Linked DNA regions of Mus musculus: region 2 is linked to region 1. Evidence: chromatin loops called from intact Hi-C (ENCODE). Cell type or tissue: gastrocnemius. All regions are shown on one strand. Links, peaks and the distances in the headings refer to the core of each region. The heading gives the core; the rest is flanking DNA. Region 1 holds the start of Mir193a (microRNA 193a). Region 2 holds the start of Utp6 (UTP6 small subunit processome component).

Region 1 (5,376 bases), core at 98-5,097:
TCGGTCAATCTTCCTTCCTTCCTTCCTTCCTTCCTTCCTTCCTTCCTTCCTTCCTTCCTTCCAAAGGAGAGAAAAGAAAGGCAAAATTAAACAATTCACTTACCCTAAAGCAATGAAGGACCAAATCATTATCTAACTGAATCCCTAACAGCTGGCCACAGCCATGCCTGACTAGGAACTGCAGGTCCTGGATGCTAGGAGCTCCTGATTCCCAGTGACTTATGTCCCAGATTCCAAAGTTTGGCCCCTCCAGGGTGGGTGCCAAGCAGCCAGTCCGGCAAGCTTTTCTGCATCGCTCGGCTCCGGCTCACGTCTGTGGATGGTTTATGACTACACAATACTATGGAGATTTCCACTTCATTTACTTTTCGGGACTGATGTTGGGGGCTGGGACAACAGGATAAGCTGTTTTTTCCAGCCTGATTCTGCACCCCCAAAGAAAGCATTTTTCTTAATTAGGAACGAGGCTTCCAGAAGTGCCTTTTGTCCACTCCCTAAACAGTTGTCTCAAAATGGTCATCTATCAAGATGGTAGGAAATCTACACCCTGGTCAAAGAAACTCTTTTCTCCCATTCTTCAGGCACCAGTGTACTCCATCAACTAGAGCTAGCACAGACACAGCTCGGGCTATGATCCTTGCTGGGGCTCATCAGCCGGCCCGACACCACATTTCTGAGACTTCTCTCCACACCTGGCTCCCTCTCCTGTCCCTACTGCTACATGCCAGCAAGGGACAGGGACAGCAGCCCGAGTGTGATTTGCACAGGGACTACTTTGCACGTGGTTCACAAGCACGGGGAGCCGGGGGGGGGGGGAATACCTCTTATATGGTCTTTGTGCAACTTTGTACAAAGTGGTGGACCAACCTAGTTTCTCTGTCTCCAGCCTCCCAGCTTCTAGAAACCTCTCTCATTTCCTAATGCCAGGAAGAAGGGGGCAGGAGGTGCCCTATTGGTCAGCTTGCCCTTCATACACGGAGTTCAAGTCTGCTAAGTGCTCCTAGAACAGTCACACAACACAAAATGACAAAAGGGACCAAGGTCAGGAACTCGAGATTTCAGGGCTTTGTATGGAATTTTGTGTGGGGGTGGGGGTGGTAAGCAAAGTTTTAAGAGCAATAGAACTGGGGGGGGGGGCTTTTTCAGCATAAAACTTGATGGGGGTCAGTAATGGGTTATTAAAGAGGGCAAAAGACTGGTTAGAGAAGTGTCCACAGACTCCACTTAGGACCTGGAGTTGGGCTCCGCATCGAGGCCACCTCCCCAGGAGTAAGTCCAGAAACCAGGCTCTAGCTTCCCCACCCCCAAACTCAAGGTTGGCGCCATACAGCAAGGCAGGCCGGTACAGAAGAAAAACGTCCTTTCTCCCCCACCCCAGGACATTCAAGCACGTTGCGGTTTCTCTGCCGAAGCAAGAGATTCCCCCCAAAACCGCACAGACATCCCGCGGCGCACGCCTTTCCAGTCGCTTCTATCCCGATGGACATGGGAGGGGGGGGCCCAGCCGGAGCGCACGAGGACCAAGAAGGGGCGGGCTGCGGGCGGCGAGGAGAGTGAAGAAAATGCCGGTCCTGGGGACCGAGGACTGGGACTTTGTAGGCCAGTTGAACTGACACTCTCATCTTGCCCGCAAAGACCCAGCTCTCAGCTCCCGTCCGTCTTGGAGTTCCGGATGCCGTGCGTCCCCCGACGACGGGCTGCCCAGGGCATGAGTCCCGCCGCCCGCTCTTGGCTCGAGGACAGTTTCTCAAAGAAGCCACCTGCCCCTCCCGGCCTCGGCCCCGAGGGCTCCAAAACCAGCCCTCGAAGGTTTACACGACGCGCAGCGCACCCTGACCGAGAGGGCAGTCTTGGAGACGCCGGGAGTGAGCGCCCCCGGACGCCCCCCGCCTCATATCCACCCGAGCGCAAGGGCTGCACGCCGAGAAACTTCCCAGCGCCCACACTCCGTGCCCGCGAGGCCCAGCGGTGCGCTGCCCGGTTACCTGCGCTCAGCTCGGCGAGGCGGGACCGAGCCGCGGCGACGCAGGCTGCTTCCTCCCGCACCGCGGCCGCAGCCCGCGCCACGTACCCCAATGTTCCCGCAGCTTCGTGCGCTCCCGGCCGAGGGTCCCCGGCCTCTCGAGACCTGCTCCGGGACCTAGGGATCGCCGCAGGGCCCCCGCCGCGCCCCGGAAGACATGTGCGCTGCTGCGGGGTCCCCGGAAAGTTGCGGGGCTCCTCTCGCTTGCTCTCTCGGCGCTATCTGGCTCCACGTGCTGGTGACACATCAGGAAGGCTGCGCGCCCCGCGGCTCCCGGAGGACCCACACGGCCAGCGCCCGCCCAGCGCAGCCTCCTCGAGCCCAGCGGACCGCGCTCCGCCCCGGTCCGCCCTCCGCCCGCCCCTCACCGGCGCCGCCCCCGGCCGAGACGCCGGCTCACGCTCACAATCTGGGCGGAAAGACCCTGGAGTGGGTTGGGGTGTCCCTCTCCAGAATCGCCCGGGGCAGAGGATCTGAGCCACCCGACTAGACAGTCTCAAGTGCCTTCCACCCAGTCACGCAGCCCTTCCTGCCCCCCGAGCCTCAGTAATTTTCCCCTTTCCTCCTCTGACCGGTCCGATCCGCTGCCGGGGCTTTCTCCCGTGAAGACCGGCGCCGGGAGCCCCCTGCCGGCCACCCTGCTCTCGGGCCGCGCGACTGTCGCGGAGCAGCGCCCTGCAGCACCCTGCAGCGGGCCTCGATCACCCTACCCGCAACCTAGGTCAGACCTGCCATTGAGGGCTTCTTGGCAACCCCAATAGATGATATATTTAAAGTACCCAGTGTAGTTCCCAGGGAGAGAACCTCTTGAAAACCTGGGTTCCTTTAAGGGTGGGACTGAGATGCTGCGATACAGATGGGAGTAACCGAAAACTGTAGAGGTGAAAGCCTAACCCGCTACCGGTTTCTCTCTTACCTCTCTGCCGGCGTACAAAGGGTTAATTGGATGTGTACCATCCTTAGGCTTCTACCAAAATAAATCAGCGGAAGATTGATTCCAGGGGCCCTAGAGAAGCCCAAATAACCACCGAGACTGAGTTCCCTAACTATCTTCAGGTGGAATCTTGCAATCATTTACTTAAAATACCGTGACATTGGCTACGTTCCTATCTCCTCTTTCCTGGCCCCACTATCCAATGCACGCTTTAAATCCTGTGGCGGGGCTGAGCGCTTGTGACACTCAGATTCCCCGATTAGGACAGACAGATGCGCTGAGGCAGGTGCTCAAAAGACAACAGCTCTGAAAAAGCTTGAGGGCAGAAGGCTCCATGCCCTTAAAGGAGATGGGTGCAGGCTTCAGGCTTCTGTAATCCCTACTATTTCAGAGCCCGGGGCAGAAAGGAGGATGCCCTGGTGAGGATACCCTGGCGTGGCCCGTGATGCTGCCTTTTATTGATGTCTGACAGACCCTTTGGATCTGTGAGATTCAGGAGCCTAGAGGAGCCAGTGTCCTGGAGGGATAAAAGAACAGGGATGTAATGGGTTTACCCAGACACCGAATCCGGAGAAACCCTCCAGAGGTTAAGATTTGCTACTTGGCACCTCCTCCTGCTATCCCCTGCCCACATCAAAGGACATGGCTGGGGGAGGGGGGCTAATCCCATCAATGGAATCAAAGGTGGTCAAGAAAGGAAATTCTGCAAATTTGGGGTAGCCACAGGCAGGTTGCAAGGCCACATTACACTAGAGAAGGACGGTTACTAGGGCTCTGGCCTTCTCCTTACATGACAAATGCCTCCTCTCCGTCACTAGCTAGTCCATAAACAGACAGAATCCCTTGCTTCTTGGGGTGGCCCTGTAGGGAAGATGAGCACAGGCACTGGTCAAGCCAGACAGTGGGACTGGTCCTGCCTCCAGGGCCAGAAAGGGACCCAGCGAAAGGAAGGATTCCTGAAAGGTTGTCACAGTCTATTGGCTCCATCTTGCAAGGGCTCCTGATGCCCCAGCACATCCCAAGGCAAATGCTAATGTGGGCTACAGATAGGAAGGAGCATTTCCCAAACCTTGATAGGTTATTAAAAACAAAAAAACAAAAAAACAAAAAAAAAACACTTTAGAGTGTTAGTAAAAAAAACAGCAGCTAACAGTTTAAAATCTAATTGTTTTAAGTATTGCTGTCACCTGGTGTTCAGAGAGAACAAAGAGTTACAAAGAACCTATAGCCATGGGCAGCATGGGGTTCACACACCCCTCATATATAGCAGTTTACCTTGATGTCTTCTCTTAGCCCAGATAATTTTATGAGGGAGGAACACCAGGGAGGGGCCGTTTACTGCAGGAAACGTCCCTAGGATCACTAGGTTTGTCTACGGGTGGAACCTTCTTCACTCCCCACCGCCCACGAAGACGTCCACAGGTGATTCCCTCCCCGTGGGCTTCAGTTCCCACATTGGCAAGGTGAGAGGTATTCCCCTCTGTGACTTCTCCCAGCTTGCCCGGACCCAGCTGCGGAAAGGGGAAGGACATTAGCACTGACTGCTACTTGATTTTGATGACCTTTGTCTATACAATGTCACTGTTGACCTGGGCACAGGAGTCTCTGAATGACTTTCTGTGGGCAGAGTAAGTGTTTGGAAGGTCCCAACGTCCTTGGTTGAGGGCCAAGCCTTTGGCCAGAGTTCTACAAGCCTCTTTTTTTGCTCTGCCATTTAGGATAGATTTATTTATTTACTTATTTTAATGGCATTGGGAATGGAACCAAGGGTCTCACTCTGGGTAGGCAAGTACTCTAGCACTGAGCTGTATCTTCGACCCTTAAAACATTTTTTTGAGACAAGGGTCTAAGTAAATTCCGTAGGCTGGCTTTGAGTATCTTTCTGTAGCTCAGGTAGTCGTGAACATTTAATCTTCCTGCTTCAGCTTCCTGAGTAACTGGAATTTCAAGCCTGTGCCACTAGGTCTCCTGTAGGTCTGGTTTGATTGACGTCTTTATTAAGCCTCCTCCCCCAGCCCCTGTGTGTATGTGCACGCACGTGCGTGTGCATGTGTGTGTGTGTGTGTGTGGTGTGTCAGTCATTGTGACCTATTACTTTTTAGGAAGGGTATACAACTATGCAACTATGCACAAGACTATCCTCTATCAGAGCTACCTGGTCTAAATCTAGCTCACATTCAGTGATTTGGGGGTGGGGGGGACAGGGGAGGGAGGCTTTGCCCAATCCACACCAGCCCCCACTCTTCCCAAGCATAGGACAAGAAGAACCTGTGTCTGGGCCTCTGGGGAATGCAGCCTTTGACAGTGCGTTGGCATCTCCTCTTTGGATAGTGTGGCTGATTCTGGTGATTTGGGGAAACTACTACCTAGTTTTCCTGTTGGGAAGCCGGGTGTAGTGGCACACGCCTTTAATCCCAGC
Region 2 (5,376 bases), core at 211-5,210, 250 kb before region 1:
GTTAAAGGCAGGAGTGGACGTTTTAACTTCTGGTTAGTGTTCCTATGGTGGGATTCTTGTGAGATTGTCTCAGGATCTTAGCAGAAGGCAGTTTGCTGTTTTCCAAACTGGCTCATCAGCACCAAAATGGGGATGAACTGTTCCTTGAAGGTTGTAGGTGATCAGAATCCATCTTTCTGGCCTCTCTCTTTCTTGGTCATTGAGACAGGGATCATGAAACTCTATATTACAATAACCACTTGACTTGGGAGCTGGTTCTGTGGTTAAAGTACTTACCATACAAGTATGAGCATCAGCGTTTGGATCCCCAGAAACTGGAATCCCTAGAATTCATGTAAAGCACCCACCTGTCACCCAGGTTCTCCAGGAGTGCAGACAGGAGAATCCCAGGAAACTCAAGGGCCAGGTTGTTTGCTTCAAGCATCAACTGGGAGAAAGTGGAAGGCAGGGCTCAACACCCAACATTGTCCCGTGGGTCCACACACTCATACAAACTCACATCATTCAGTCACAGAGACATACATCATACACACAAACACACATCATATACACATTATACACATATCATACACACTAACACACATACACACCAACACATATCATACACACGTCATACACACAACAGATTAAAACAAACAAAACAACTACTTAAAAAGCCAAGCACACGGGAGCTGGAGAGATGGCTCAGTGTGGTTAAGACCCTGCTGCTCTTACAGAGGACTTCCCACGTGGCAACTCACAAACATCTGCAACTAGTCCTAGGGTACCTGCCACCTTCTTCTGATTTGGGCATTAGACACGACACATGAGTGGTGCAAATACATAGATGTATGCAATACATACATACATATAATACACACACACACACACACACACACACACACACACAATCAAACAAACAAATAAAAGCCAAGCACAGTGGCCCACAGTGCCAGCACATGGGAGATTCTGGCTGATCAGGATCAGGAGTGTAAAGCTATACTAGTGAGTTATGTGAAATAAAATGCAAACTTCATGTAAATGTGTTTTAGAGACGAAGGCTGGTAATTTTTCCTTTTCTTCTTTCCTTTTTTTTTTTCCGGGGGGGTGAACTGTTTCTGAGGATTGAGCTTAGGACTGTCTGTGTTCTATCACTAGCCCACTGAACTAGATGTCCCCTCCCATCCCCATTCCTTAGTAGGTGTTTTCAGCCTTCTTAGGTTGATATAATGGTGATGATGATGATACAAAATAGAGTTGTGTGTGATATTGCATGCCTTTATCTCAGCACTGGGGAGGCAGAGGTAAATGGATCTCTGAATAAGAGGCCAGCCTGGTCTACAGAGAGAGTTCCAAGACAGCCTGGTATGCATAAGAGATTCACTATCTCAAAAACCAAACCAAACCAAACAAACAACCAAACAAAGATGGCCACCTGCCTCTGCCTCCCAAATGCTGGGATTAAAGGTGTTCACCACCAGGGTCAGCTAAATGAATAAAACACTGGGCTGGAGAGATGGCTCAGCCTGTAAAGGCTAGGCTCACAACCAAAAATAAAACATTCATGTGATTCACATGAAGATCACAGCCTTGCTCATAGTACTGGGCACATAGTGAGACAGCTGTTATTATGACAGGCTGAGGTGAAGAGACGATTTTGTCATTTTTATTATAGTAATTCTTAAGGCAAGATAAGTATAACAGCTAAATATCAAAACAACAGTGGAGAGCACAGTTGAGAACTGTAGTTAGCAAAAAAAAAAAAAACCAAAAAAAAAAAAAACAACAAAGAACTGTAGTTAGCTCATTACTCTCTGTCAAATTTGTCTGGAAAGGAAGGATTACAATCTGTCAGGCTTGTTGACTTCCTTGAACTTAAAGAAACGTTATAAATGCCTTACACTTGCGCATTTATTTGTTGATTTTTTTTTTTATTATTACAAGCTTCCTGCCCACACTGGACTTGCTGTTCACAGTCATCCCCATTCTGACTAATAACAACAAGTCCTGCGTTACTATTACAAGGAAACTGCATCTTTAATTTACATACATGATTTCCTTCCATGTCTCAGATCTTAGATCTGAAAGGGCTGGGAAGTGATGAAGCTCACATTGACCTTTGTGTCAGTTCTGAGGCCAGTGGGACAAGATGTGAAACAGAAAGGGAAGGAAAGCAAGGAGCTGGGTGGCTCTGGGTGACTATGAAGTCTAGTTCCCTCTCATAAATCACGTAGAAGACCGGGGTAACGACGTGAGTGTTCTAATAACAGGTCTAGCAAGAAGCCCTGCTTTGGCTTTTTATCATCTTCCAGAACTTAACAGAGAAGGGAACCACAGATTTTTTTTTTAAGGTGGTAGTAATTATACAGCAATGTTGCTTCCAAGGTGGATCTCTTAGAAACACTAATTTGCTTGGACAATGTTGTAAGGAAGATCTGTGTAAATATTGATCTATTTCACCAACTTTCAAACTTTTCATTGTTTTCTAAAACAAATGACAGTTTCTGCTATTTATCCAGTGCCTAAAATTTTGAAGTATTTTGTCTACATAGGTCAAGATATTTATTTTTAATTTAAAAACCGTGTGTGTATTCACGTGGGCGGGCACACGCGCCATAGAACGCGTGTTGAGATCAGAGGATAATTTGCAGGAGTCAGTGCTCTCCTTCTACCGAATTTAGGTTGCCAGGCTAGGTAGCACGATGGCCCTAATTATTTAAATAATACATTTTTTCTCACCATTTTAAAAAGAACCAACCATTCAGAGGCTTTCATTGGGACGTGAAAATGCACGGTTACCATACTGGTTTCGTGAAGCCAGCCGACTAAGACCAGGGCAGCTGGTCCGCAGCCTTAGAGCCTCATCGAATTTGCATAATTAACAATATCGTCTTCAGTTACATTTTTTAGTTTTCAGTGTTCTCGGTGACGAGAAGCGAGAACCTGCGACAGGAGCATGATAAAAACAAATGACTTCCAGGTAGCGTACTTAAAGCTCCTATCAGGTATTCCGGGAGGAGCTTTTTCCGGTCTCCGAGGCGCGAGGATTTAGCCCCGCCCCCAGCCCCGCCCCCGCAAAAGATGCATTCCCAGACCGGAAAAGGTTCTTGCTGCAATCCTATAGTCAACCACAGGGAGGCGACAGCGGCTTCGCTAGAAAAGAGGGGCTCCCCAATGGCGGAAGCGGAAAAGGCGGGACTTACGAAGCACGTTCAGTCAATCACTAAGAGTGAGGCTGAAAGGTGGCTGTTCTCTACGCTTATCGGCCGCCCGGCTGCTTGTGAAGTTCCAGCCTCATGGCGGAGATAATTCAGGAACGTATAGAAGATCGAATCCCGGAGTTGGAACAGCTGGAGCGCATCGGACTCTTCAGTCACGCGGAGATTAAGTGAGAGAGGATCAGGGAAGAGGAAGGAGCGGGGAGGCCGGAGGGGAGCTTGAGGCCAGTGTGTGGCGGGGACCGGCGTGCTGACTTTTCTGAGTTTGTTTGTAGCTACCATGCTAGCAGAGGGAAAAGTCCGTGGCTGGAATTTGACCACGGTCAGAATTCAACTTTAACGTATTGCAATGCGATCCATAATCAGTCCGTTTACCCTTCCTACTGACCGTCATCCAATGGTCAGGGTCTTGCGGCCGTAAAGGTGATCCAGCCAGGATCCTAGCCCGTCAAGGATACTGGGCAGTGTGAATGGCGGGAGAATTCCGATTAGAAAATGGTTATAGTTTAAAAGTTTGGGGTATACAGCTTTAGATAGTCGAGTACAGCGCCACGGAAGCCCAGGGGGAGTGGGTAGGTCTCCCTAACTAAACTTATAGACTGAAGACCATTCAATTCATTTCCTATGCTTCTTTAGCGCTCTGCCACAGGGCACGGAATATAGTTGGCATTTGGTAATTTGGTAAAATCAGTTACTTTTAGTGATTTTCTGTAACAGTTTACTTTTCTATGACTCTAGATAAAAGTGCAGTAGTAGTGTGAGTGTAGGATCCGCAAAGAAAAACGTTAGGAAACACCGCGAGGACGCTTAGAAAGTGCTAAATGTTGCCCGGAGTCAGGGCACCGGCCTTCAATCCCAGGACTTGGGAGGCAGAGGTGGGCGGATCCCTGTGAGTGCTACCTGTCTGGAAAAACAAGGGGGGCGCGGTGCTAAATGTGTTACCATTCTTAAATATTGTCTTGAGTATTCTGTTTTTCTTAGAACACATGTATGCTCACTCCTTTGTCGTAATATTTAGTTAGAGACAATTTAGGTTTTAAGAATTTACATGCTGAAAATAGACCCAAGATTTTAGGATAGAGATTTGGTTAACAAAAACCTAAGCATTGAAGCTAAGAGCATTGCAGAGTGCTTGCTTAGCATGCCAACGCCTTGAGTTTGATTCTAGAGAATGTATACATACACACACACACACACACACACACACCCCAAGACAAGCCCCTAAGTAGCCTAAATTTGGAGGAGAAATCTTTGTTAGTATGTATAAATAATAAAAAGCATTAGGCATTATTTACTTTGCTGGTGGGAACAGTAATGATCTTGGCAACTGAGGTGATTTTCCTGAAAGTTTAAAACTGTATGTGGATGTTCTTAACAGCATAGAGTAAGTGTGTAACAGCATAGAGTAAGTGTGTAAGAGAATGCGTGCTTTGCCTGTGGAAGATAACTGTGTTCAGGAACTAGATGTTCCTGTTAAATGTCCGTTTTCGGTATATCCCAAATAAAAATCACATTTAACCTCTCAAATGTCACAGTGTAATTTGCTCTCTCTGCAGGGCTATCATCAAGAAGGCTTCCGACCTAGAATACAAAATACATCGGAGAACCCTTCTCAAGGAAGACTTTATCAACTATGTTCAAGTGAGTGAGTCTATAGCTTTTTAATTCCCTTCAAGAATTTTTTTTTTTTTTGGTTTTTCGAGACAGGATTTCTCTGTGTAGCCCTGGAACTCACTTTGTAGACCAGGCCGGCCTCGAACTCAGAAATCCACCTGCCTCTACCTCCCAAGTGCTGGGACTAAAGGCGTGCGCCACCACGCCCAGCTCCCTTCAAGAATTTTAAATCAGACAGTGGTGAGCTTCACAGCAGTTTTCTACAGAAATCCAGAATTCTATGATTGTGTGCACGTTTTTTAAAATTAGGATCAGAGATGACTGTGTGGAGGGCAATTGCCCAATAAGGCTTGGTCCTTGTCAGAGTGAACTATTTCCTCCTGTTGGGTCAGTAGATCAGCAACATCATTGTGTATCAGGATTTTAGCAGGAAACTTGTCTTCTGGCAGTGGGCCTGCTAGAGGAGTTTGACAACGGCAGGCGGTTGGAAGGTCTGTAGAGGGCTTGCTTAGCACTGTCAACCTGCAAAAGAGGTTTGCTTTGAGATTTTTTCCATCTTCTAAAT

What was found. A loop is a pair of places that touch in the nucleus more often than their neighbours do. Peaks named below come from ENCODE experiments on the same cell type or tissue, not always from the same donor. Only the 100,000 strongest peaks of a DNase experiment are listed, where the experiment ranks them.
Region 2: a loop joins it to region 1, with 3 times the contacts of the local background. A loop is called at or near these places in 3 of 42 quality-filtered maps.

The regions. Positions count from the first base shown.
Region 1 is chr11:79,708,239-79,713,614 of GRCm38, reverse strand. It overlaps Mir193a (microRNA 193a), which reads right to left and starts at 1,646; the gene lies at 1,581-1,646. In gastrocnemius, for the core only: CTCF peaks have their summits at 680 (motif pointing left) and 2,644 (motif pointing left); DNase peaks (open chromatin) are centred at 1,500, 1,731, 2,388 and 2,610; H3K4me3 peaks cover 2,831 bases; H3K27ac peaks cover 3,195 bases.
Region 2 is chr11:79,960,209-79,965,584 of GRCm38, reverse strand. Utp6 (UTP6 small subunit processome component) reads left to right here and starts at 3,198. Exons shown (of 19, transcript NM_144826.3): 1 at 3,198-3,367; 2 at 4,754-4,838. The coding sequence starts at 3,276. In gastrocnemius, for the core only: a CTCF peak has its summit at 3,129; DNase peaks (open chromatin) are centred at 3,124 and 4,077; H3K4me3 peaks cover 2,001 bases; H3K27ac peaks cover 1,322 bases.